2 separate regions of the Homo sapiens genome follow, and region 2 is linked to region 1. The links are chromatin loops, found by intact Hi-C in ENCODE. Cell type or tissue: psoas muscle. All regions are shown on one strand. Each heading gives the region's core, and the rest is flanking DNA. Links, peaks and the distances in the headings are about the cores only.

Region 1 (5,378 bases), core at 283-5,282:
AAGTAGTAACTTTCTTGGAGAAAGCTGGAACACATGATTTTAACCAAGAAAACAAAATTAGTATCACCTATAATGGGAAAAATAGATAACGTTCCTGAGGAGATACAATAAGAACACCCTATCTTTCCTGCCCAAAATGTACAACCTAAAGCTACTCATGAAGAAACACCAGAAAAAAAAAAAAAAGTCAAGGTTCTTCTGCAAAATAAATGGCCTGTAATCTTTAAAGAGTCAAGAACATGGCCGGGCGCGGTGGCTCACGCCTGTAATACCAGCACTTTGGGAGGCCAAGGCGGGTGGATCACGAGGTCAGGAGATCGAGACCATCCTGTCTAACACGGTGAAATCCCGTCTCTACTAAAATACAAATAATTAGCCAGGCGTGGTGGCGGGCGCCTGTAGTCTCAGCTACTCAGGAGGCTGAGGCAGGAGAACGGCGTGAACCCGGGAGGTGGAGGTTGCAGTGAGCTGAGATCGCTTCACTGCACTCCAGCCCGGGCGACAGAGCGAGACTCCGTCTCAAAAAAAAAAAAAAAGAGTCAAGAACATGAGAGACAGGCCGAAGAACTTCCAGACTAAAGGAGACTAAGAGACAATTAAGCATAAGATGTGATGTTGAACTCATCCTAAAGCCAAAAAAAATGAATAAATAAAAGTAAAAATGTTTTCCTCTTCTACAAAAGACATCTATCAGTAAGACAACTGGCAAAATCTTAATAAGTTCCATAGATGAGACAATTGTACTGTCTCTATGTTAATTTCCCGATTTCAGTAATTACACTTTGGCGAATGTCCTTGTTTTTAGAACGTATCTTGTCCCTTCATCTTATTTAGAGTCACAAATATGCTCTATAGTATCAGAGATGCAATCTAACAAATTATGCCCCCTTAAGTAAAGGGACATTACGCCTGCAACTTACTTGCAAATGGCTCAGAAAAAAGTTACAGAGCCGGGCGCGGTGGCTCACGCCTGTAATCCCAGCACTTTGGGAGGCTGAGGCAGGCAGATCACTTGAGGTCAGGAGTTTGAGACCAGCCTGGCCAACATAGTGAAACCCTGTCTCTACTAAAAACACAAAAATTAGCCAGGTGTAATGACAGGTGCCTGTAATCACAGCTACTTGGGAGGCTGAGGTGGGAGAATGGCGTGAACCCGGGAGGCGGAGGCTGCAGTGAGCTGAGATGGCGCCACTGACTCCAGCCTGGGCGTTGCAGCCAGACTCTATCTCAAAAAAAAAAGTTACAGAAAGAAGGCAAATTTAGGGGAAAGTACAAGGGAATTATTTGTGCTATTTTTGTATATTTTCTGTGACTGAAATTATTATAAAATTAAAAGTTAAAATGTAATTTATATTTATATACTATACTGCTTACATATATCCTACATATAAATTTCAACTTATTTATAAAGTTAGTGTGTGTGTGTATACACATATACACACATATGTGTATATGTGTATATACATATATACACATATACACACATATATATGCACATTATCTTGTTGATAGCTATTTGATCAAGAACTCACACAAACTGGCAATTATGTTAAAGTAATTTGTTAAGTTTTTGCAAAGGGAATTGACAACCATGTAAATTCAAAACCCGCACTAAATACTAATTGCTTTTGTTTATGCATTTCTGGCCTCTCCCCTGACTCCATTTAGTCATTTCCTATAAAAAAAATTTTAAGGGCTGGGCGCGGTGGCTGACACCTGTAATCCTAGCACTTTGGGAGGCCAAGGCGGGTGGATCACCTGAGGTCAGGAGTTCAAGACCAGCCTGGCCAACATGGTGAAACCCCATCTCTACTAAAAATACAAAAATTAGCTGGGTGTGGTGGCAGGCGCCTATAATTCCATCTACTCAGGAGGCTGAGGCAGGAGAGAGAATCGCTTGAACCTGGGGGGGCAGAGGTTGCAGTGAGCCAAGATCGCGCCACTTCACTTCAGCCCGGACAAAAGAGCAAAACTCCGTCTCAAAAAAAAAAAAAAAAAAAATTAAATACTGTAAGAAAAGATCCACTTGTTAAGATGCTGGTTAAAATATTTGGCTACTAAACATCTTAATAAAGTTGTGATAATACTGTATATTATTTTGGTAACATTTCTAATTTCTTTTTATATCCTGGAGATTCTATGATGCTGATATTTCATTTCAGCCTCGAACAACTCCTGATTTTAAAACACAGTCCATTCAGACAAAATGTTACTTCAGTGCTTCTCAAAGCATTATCTGTCCCCATTTATCATTATGACTATCATTATCCCCATTCTCCCTGAGGGGGGCCCTGGGGCATAGGGACACAGCCAACTCATGACGCGGCTGGGATTCAGTGCTCTGCAAACCCTGGTCAAAACCCAAGTTCCAGACCCCCCTAGACACACTGCCACCTGGAGGGACAAGGGGTGGCCTGTTAGTAGAATATTCTCCATCCCTCAAGCCTTGGGCTTCTTTCTTTCCACACAAGTTCCTCTCCTCTCTTTCCATGCAAGGTCCAAGGAACTGCTTATTAAAGGGCTGTCTCAGACTCCACAGACTCTCCCCATCCCAGCCCCTTCCTGCATTAACTCTCCTTTGCATCATCTGGGAACACCCTTGTGAAGATGACCCATTTTCCACTCCAAAGCTTCAGCACCAGCGTCTCACTCTCCCTAACAAGGATTTTATAACAAAAAAAGCTTATGTTGTAAAGTAGAAAGCAAAGTGTTTTCAGCTCATGCACTCTAATACTCCTACTATACTCTTACCCTCCCATGGTAACTCTCCTCTATGCATCCCACCCAGAACATAGTTTAAGTCAATAACATAATTAATAAGTAAAAACTACAGACAGTCCCTAACCTATGATGGTCCAACTTAATATTTTTTTGACTTTACGATGGGTTTATCCAGATGTAAGCCCATTTAAAGTCCAGTCGCATCTGTATATCCAATGTAAAGTTACACCCACACATGCACGAGGATGTGGGGCTGGTCAGGAGTATGAGCGAGGCAACAAACTAAGGCACCAAACAGATGCCCACCATTATTACATATGGTGTATAGATTTAACACCCAGACACCACCACGTCTGCCAGTGAGTGGATCCCCAAGGGCAGCTTCATCCACAAGTGGCACAGGGGCTACACCTTAATGCTAGGGTCCTGGGGCCCCTGGCCCAGCTGGGACCACCAAGATCCTGTCCTCCTCAATCTCTGGGACTGGGGCTCCCCTCCCTCACTTTCTCTGGAATCCCCTTGGACCCCAAGAGCCAGGAGTCCCCTCCCTGTCTTTCCTCCTCTCCCCATCTCCACCTAGCGCCCTACCACTGCCCTCATCTAGGAGGTGCTGGGGTTTGGGTTCCCACAGCATCACGTGGGGAGGGGTGGGGAAAGAGTGACAGGTGGGAGGGGGACACACAAGCAATCCCTAGTTCGGGTTGTATGGAAGATTCCACAGAGTGAGGACAGGGTGAGAGTATTTTGCTACCCGGACCCCCCACGAAAAGCTTCATCATGGACAAGAGAATAAGGACCTGCTGCAACCTTGGCCTGAGGTGGAGGACACGGCCTAGGCAGACTGCAGGGTTTCCAGATGTGAGACTACAGGGACTTTGAATGTGGCTGAAGAAATAGGCCTTAGTTTATTTATCCTGGGTTTTTAATTCCGAACTTTTCCAAACATACAGAGAAGTTGGGTGAATAGATTGATTGCCCGTGTATCTCCACCTAGAACTGTTAACATCTCACCTATGATATTTAAGGAACCAAGTGTACCACCTCAAAATATCATAAGAAAAACACAAGGGAATTTGGAGATTGGGAAAAACAGAATCAATAGAGCTGCACAGTGCAGAAAAGCAAAGAAAGATTAAGATAGCAATTAACACCACCTCTGAGACTGTAAATCAACCAGCTATTAAGGCTCTGATTCTACGTCAGGTACTAAAAATGCCTCCTAAGTGAAAGGGATAGAAATGCCACTGAAGCCAGGCACAGTGGCTCACACCTATGATCCCAGCACTTTGGGAGGCCGACGCAGGCAGATCACCTGAGGTCAGAACATCAAGACCATCCTGGCTAACACAGTGAAATCTCGTCTCTACTAAAAATACAAAAAAATTAGCCAGGCGTGGTGGCAGGCGCCTGTAGTCCCAGCTACTCAGGAGGCTGAGGCAGGAGAATCGCTTGAACCCAGGAGACGGAGGTTGCAGTGAGCCGAGATCGTGCCATTGCACTCCAGCCTGGGCAACAAGAGCGAAACTCCATCTCAAAAAAAAAAAAAAAAAAAAAGAAAGAAAGAAAAGAAAAGAAATGCCACTGAAAAGAATATATGCTGAGGGATGTTACTCATCTTTTACTTCTACACACCATTTCTTTGAATCTTGCCCCAAATGGCATTTTCATGCATTGTCACGTCAATTTGGCTCTCAATTTTCAGTGGAGGGAAATTGCAGCCCAGTGGAACCAGAATCCCCCACAGCTGGAATGCTGGCTCTATCACCTTCTGGGGAGGTGACTCTGGGCCTCTGGTTTACTGTCAAAGTCTTGGCTTCCTCAAGGATAAAATCGAGGTGATAATATCAGATGCACAAGAATTCAGTGTAGGAAGAGTTAGAACAGCGTGATATAGTGCCCTGGAACACTAAAGGTGCTTATGGGGCTATTTTTTAATATTGATGTTTAAATATTCATGTTGTCAACAATCAACAAGTGAATCGCTTATTATGAGTCAGGTGTTAGGTTTTAGATAAAGAAGTATTTCAAGGTGCATCATCTCAGCTGGGCTCAGTGGCTCATGCCTGTAATCCCAGCACTTTGGGAGGTCGAGGTGGAAGGATCACTTGAGCCCAGGCATTCGAGACCAGCCTGGGCAACATAGTGAGACCCTGTCTCTATTTTTTTTTAAATAAACAAAAAATAAAATAAAATAAAATAAAATAAAAACATAGCAAAAAGATGTGCATCATCTCCGGAGCACTGCTGGCTGTGTACTTCCCTGAGTGGTAGAAGATGAAGCTTTACCACTGTAGAGTGCAGCTGGACCCTAGTCCTGTTTCCATCACTCCTAATTGTTTGCCCTTGGGCAGGTCAACAACTGCCCTGAGCTTGTGCTCCTCACCTGTTGGGTGGGCGGGATGGTTCCACCTAGCTCAGAGGGCTAGAGGACACTCCCGCAGGGTCCTTGATAAGAATCTCAGGGACTAACACCCAACCACCTCTAGAAGGTATGTCTTGCAAATCCGGCTGAGTTTAATGACCCTGACATATCCTTTTTTGGAATTTACAGAGGGGAGTGTAGTCCCAAACATCAGAAAGCACTACTGCCAACAAATCTGGACTTGTAAATTGATCTGCTTTTCATACCACTCATTCCTACTTCATTTTTCTTCCTC
Region 2 (5,378 bases), core at 190-5,189, 130 kb before region 1:
CTGGCATGAAGCCTCCATGAGTCTGTCGCTCTCGAGAAGCGGTACACGGTGTTTCCATAGCACTCACCAGGCTACTCCTCCCCATTTGCACACTCTGTCTGCCCTTGGGACGGTAAGCTCCTCAAGGGTCATGCTGCACCTCAATTCCTCACCCAGAACCCGGCAATCATGATGTGTTGAAACCCTGTCCCATGCTGTATTAATGCCGTGAGCTTAGGCCCAGTTTCCACATCTGTAACGAGGGGTTGAACAGCCTCTGCCTGAAGCCTTTAGAGCAGGGGAGAGATGTGACTGGTGTTTAGAAGGCTGACTCTGGTAGGATTTGCCGTAGTCCAGGAAAGAAACGACTGCAACTGTGGCAGAATGGAGACGGGGAGACACGGATCGCTTCTTCACATTTTTCATTTATAATACGGTTATAGTATAGGTTCCTGTTACATAGAGCTTCTAAGAGGACAAGGAGAGCATTTTGAATAATGTCATTGTCACTGTGGTGGGAAGCCGCCACACAGGAGCCCATTTCACTCATGGGCAACGCCTGCTTCTCACAGTAACTGGCTTAGTCTGCCGAGAATACGTAAATGTAGCATGGAGGCTGGGATGCCCAACTTGGCCAGTTCTTGGAGACCTGTTTCTATCTTCTGTACTAAAGTTCACAAATGGATCTAAGTTTGAAAATACACTGACACTGAGCAATGAACTCAGGAATAGGGAGACAGAAAAGCTTTCCCAATTGGGAAAACATTTTTAGTTTTCAGCAGTCGGTAAGAGAAAACGAAAGTGTAAAGAACTTGTTCCCAAACAAGATGGATTAGACAAAGAGTTCCAGGGGCAAAAGTATAAAAGAAGTTTTACACTCTTATCCCTTCTTTCTTAAGAATGAGTCATTTATGCCTTTGCTTAACTTTGTGGATGGCACTAAATCCCAAACACATTTTTTGTTTTACCTGAGGGTAGGTTAGATTCTTTCTTGAGGTATTTTTTTTTTTTTTTTTTGAGATGGAGTCTCACTCTGTCGTCCAGGCTGGAGTGCAGTGGCGCAATCATAGATCACTGCAACCTCCACCTCCTGGGCTCAGGCAATCCTCCCATCTCAGCCTCTCAAGTAGCTGGGACCACAGGCATGTGCCACCATGCCTGGCTAATTTATTGTAGTTTTGGTAGAGACAGGATTTCACCATGTTGCCCTGGCTGGTCTCGAACTCCTGAGCTCAAGTGATCTGCCCGCCTTCACCTCCCAATTCTGCTGGCATTACAGGGGTGAGCCACCGCACCTGGCCTACACTGGTCTTAAACCAATGAAGTGACTTTGCTCTCTCTAGCACCTGTCACAGCATTTAGTCAACAAATGGCTTTAAAGCCCATGCACTGGTAGCAGAGGGGCTCCAAAAGCATTTCATAACTGAATAGTAAACTCAAAAGTAAGAGTGTGTCAATTAGGTGTCAGTTTCACCATAAACACCTCTTTCCTCTGCTTTCCCCAAATGATTCTTTCTTTTGTGGATGATCTCAAAACTATTCTCTTCCCCTCGCATTCCAAAGAACCTGGCAATTTTGCCTCCTAGATTTGACCTAAGGTTTGTTTTTAAAAACTGGCTCCCCCGCAGAAGCCAAGCTTTCGTTTTAGAGCACAGGAGGCAAGAGATCAGGGTTCCAGGCTCTTTCTAACCTTTCTGGACTCCATCGTCTCATCTTTAAAATGGGAATATTTTACTTCATCAGCCTGAAGCAGGGGCCTGGACTAGATGGTCTCCTTTGGAAGGAAAAATCAAATTCAGCTGTTTGTCTAAACACAGAGGGCACTGGGAGTGCCGACCGTGTTGAGGTGTTCAACAAATACGGAATCAGGGGTCCTAGCTGAACCCCACTTACAAGCTGTGTGCCTGTGTACATCACCTTTCAGAACCTCTGGTTTCCACATGTAAAATAGGAATAAGAACACCTACTGCCTGGCAGAGTGATTATCTCACGTGTGGCTGTCACACTCAAGTGTGAGTGTCCTCTCACACTGGAGAGGACCAGGCAGAGTGTGGGGCATGCGGGGAGCTTGTAAGAAATCTGTGTTCAGTCACTAAATGTGTAAGTTATTGGTATTCTAGGAGCCTGTGACCTGCGCTTTACCTGGGGAGACAGGTCTGGTTCGGTGGTGTGTTGGTAAATGCCTAACAACTGGCTCTCTAAGCAAAAAACAAAGTGAAAAACCAAAGCATTTGCTGGTATTCATGGTGTAAACACTCCCGCTGATTTCAAGGTACCACGATGAGTCACTGAAGGCTCAGCGCGGAAGAGATGCTACCAATTGGCTGGGTGCCAGCTGGCTCAGGCACACCAATGACCGTGGGCAAGAGCTGGGTTGGAGGGGTGGTCTCAGATGTGTCCTGACTTGCTGGGATGGCTGGAAAGCTGAGACACACATGGTTCTCAGCTGACGTGGGCCTGCTTGAGGTCTTGATGGAGAGCCGGACACTTGGCTAGGTATGTCCCCCGACAGCTGCATGCTCTGGAGGAGGGAAAACTCTGCTCCCAGAGCACTAGGCACAGCCATTCTGTGGTGGCCCTGACCAGGGGGACCCCGGGACAGAGCCCTAGGCTTTCAAACAATGTCAAAGTTCAACTTGCTTTCGAGTCCGCATTTCTGCAGCCTGGAGCGCTGGGCCTGCTGAGTCGCAAGCTGCCTCTCCCATCGGCTGTGACCTTGGGTTTGCTGGGCCTGGGCAGTGTCTGTGCAGTGTCTATGCTCACTGCCCAGCCACCAATGTGCTGCAGGAAGTGTCTTCGTGGAAACTGGCTTTGGAGGCCCAGTCCTCCTTTCCCTGAGGTGAACCCTGCTGGGCCCCTCCCTCTGTCTCTCCCCTGTCGCTGTGTGCCTGGGAATCTACTGACACGCTTCCCTCCCCTCAGGCCCTCAGGTGAGAACATCTGCCCTGGCCCCCACAGGATGCAGAGTCCACCTGCTGGCCTCTGACCAGGAGCTCAGACTGGGCTGAAAGAGCAAATGCCTTTCTCCTTCACAGCCTGCAGCCTGTTCTCTGGCCTGCCCATACCCACCCACGCCACTCTGCCCCCACTCCATTCGCCGGCATAGTAGGGCTGGTCCCATAGCCATCCCCACAGAGCTGCCTCCTCCTGGGTTACAGGAGGTGCCATAACCGACTCAAGGGGCCCATGCTCACAGACATGGAGGTGTTTCCCAGGCTTCTGCTGCAGTGAACACCCTTGAACACTCACCGTGTCGCCCATGTATGTCTATAGTGGGAGGACACATTTCCAGCTGTGAGGGGAATCACTAGGTCAAAGATATGCACACTTAAGTTCTGAGGAGTGTTATTAAATTTCTCCCAGTTGACACTGCTAACAGCAACCTGGGAGAGGGCTTATTTCCCCACACCCTTGCCCATACAAGGTTATCAAACTGTTTAAACTTTGCCAAACTGACAGGTAAAAAAGTCCCTCACTGGAGTTTCCATTACTCTTATAATGAGTGAGGCTGCGAATTGTCCTCTGTATGGGTGATGATTTGAAGGAGGGAAAAAAGATGTGTGTGGCACAGAGGAAGTGGGGCACATAATCTGCTGGATGGCGGGGATGGGGGAGGACGAATATGGAGTCACTGCAGGTGAAACACAGGAGGGGTCTGTGGGTTCCTTGCAGCTGGCACAGCCTGTGCAACCTCTCCTGCACTTGATCTTCACTCAGGTGGAAGAGGCCAGAGAGAAGGAGCTGAGGCTGAGTCTGTGCGCTGTTGTGAGTGAGGAGGAGGTGGGAGGAGAGCCCAGGAAGCTGCTGGTGGGCAGCTGCCCCTTCTGGTTCTCCCCCTTTCCCTTCCCCGCATGTACACAGGCTGCTTACATGCCCTCCCCGCCTCCCAGGTACTTCTCAGCCCCCAGAAGGCTGGCTTCTGTTCCACTCCCTCCACTGTCTCTGTAGACACTCTCCTGTCTTTGCAAGGCCATGGATGACTTTAGGAAGAAAATAAAGGCAACTGGCTTTTGAACTGCCACATGACATGGGCAGCTCTGGGGAAGCCTCTCCCCGCTCCTGCCCTGTGGCTGCAGGTTCTGCATGCCTTTTGGGTGATTTTTTTATTGATTGATTGATTGATATACTGGTTAATGGATTGATTGATAGGGTCTTGCCCTGTCAGCCAGGCTGGAGTGCAGTGGCACGACTGTAGCTCACTGCAGCCTTGACTTCATGGAATCAAGCAATCCTCCCACATCAGCCTCCTGCATAGCTGGGACTACAGGCAAGCACCACACCACCCGGCTAATTTTTTTTTTTTTTGGTAGAGACAGGGTCTCACTATGTTGCCCAGGCTGGTCTGAAACTCTTGGCCTTAAGTGATCCTTTCGCCTTAGCCTCCCAAAGTGCTTGGGATTATAGCTTTGAGCTACCACGCCCGGTCATCCACATTTATTGACCTGAATAAAGTGTGCTGGACAAACTGTTCAGTGAGAAAAGCCAATTAAATAATCTGGAAGCATAGTCACCCAAATGTTATCGCTGGATTTTTAACATTTCAGGCAATTTTATTAGTTCCTTTTTCATATTTTTCTTCTTCACTTGAAATTTTTACAATCAGTATGTCTTATATCATAGCAACAGTAAGCAAAGCTATTAAAAGTAACCCCAGATGAATTATTTTCAATCCTGTGCCTTCAGTGTACCTAACCAGAAACCTCAAAATCCACTTTAATGACTTTAGTTACCTCCCTAACCTGCTCTGGGCCACCCAATTATATGGCTTCTGGACATTTTTTGAACCCTATTCCGAGGAGGAGCCCCTGCAGCAGCCTTCTGGGTTTGCTTGAGCTCCTGCAGGTTCTCACCCAGGAGGAAGGCAGCGGGGGTGGGGGGCAACCCGGTTTGAAAGGGGTGGTAGTGGGCTGCAAACCACATCGGCAGGTTGCTTTGCCTCACATTGACAAAATGTCTGTTGTCCAAGAATAGGGTAGTTGACAGAAATGAAGGGATCCCAAATCCTCTCTCCATTGAGTCATCAGTGCTCCTGTTCTCAGTTCATCTCTTCCAGTCTACCCTTCACTTACCTCTAGAAATATCTTTCTAAAACATAAAACTGTGCTGTTTAAAGCTAGCAGGAGGCTACTCATTCTTACAGGACTGCCTACCAGATGATCAAGATGCAGTGACAGCTCTGTACAGAGCCCTCCATCAAAGTTTAGTGAGTATCTCATATAAAAGGTGGCTGTTTATATGCATGATATACCACAGGAGAGATTTTTAAAGTACATAAATAACTAGACTATAAGCCTATAAATGACAGGTTCAGATAAGACAGGGATGGCAATGGGCAAGAATTATCGTGTTACAACTGAAAACTTCATAGAGGAGGTGGCATCTGTGCTGGGTCCTGCAGG

Evidence for each region. A loop is a pair of places that touch in the nucleus more often than their neighbours do. Peaks named below come from ENCODE experiments on the same cell type or tissue, not always from the same donor. Only the 100,000 strongest peaks of a DNase experiment are listed, where the experiment ranks them.
Region 2: a loop joins it to region 1, with 1.8 times the contacts of the local background. A loop is called at or near these places in 92 of 110 quality-filtered maps.

Annotation. Positions count from the first base shown.
Region 1 is chr2:85,145,395-85,150,772 of GRCh38, reverse strand. All of the region lies in intron 3 of TCF7L1 (transcription factor 7 like 1), which reads right to left. Among named protein-coding and RNA genes, the nearest start is that of TCF7L1, 15 kb to the right of the region's middle. In psoas muscle, for the core only: no CTCF peak of the experiment used is centred there; no DNase peak of the experiment used is centred there.
Region 2 is chr2:85,271,538-85,276,915 of GRCh38, reverse strand. The region is part of intron 3 of TCF7L1 (transcription factor 7 like 1); the gene reads right to left. Among named protein-coding and RNA genes, the nearest start is that of TGOLN2, 54 kb to the left of the region's middle. In psoas muscle, for the core only: no CTCF peak of the experiment used is centred there; a DNase peak (open chromatin) is centred at 2,365; H3K4me3 peaks cover 624 bases; H3K27ac peaks cover 550 bases.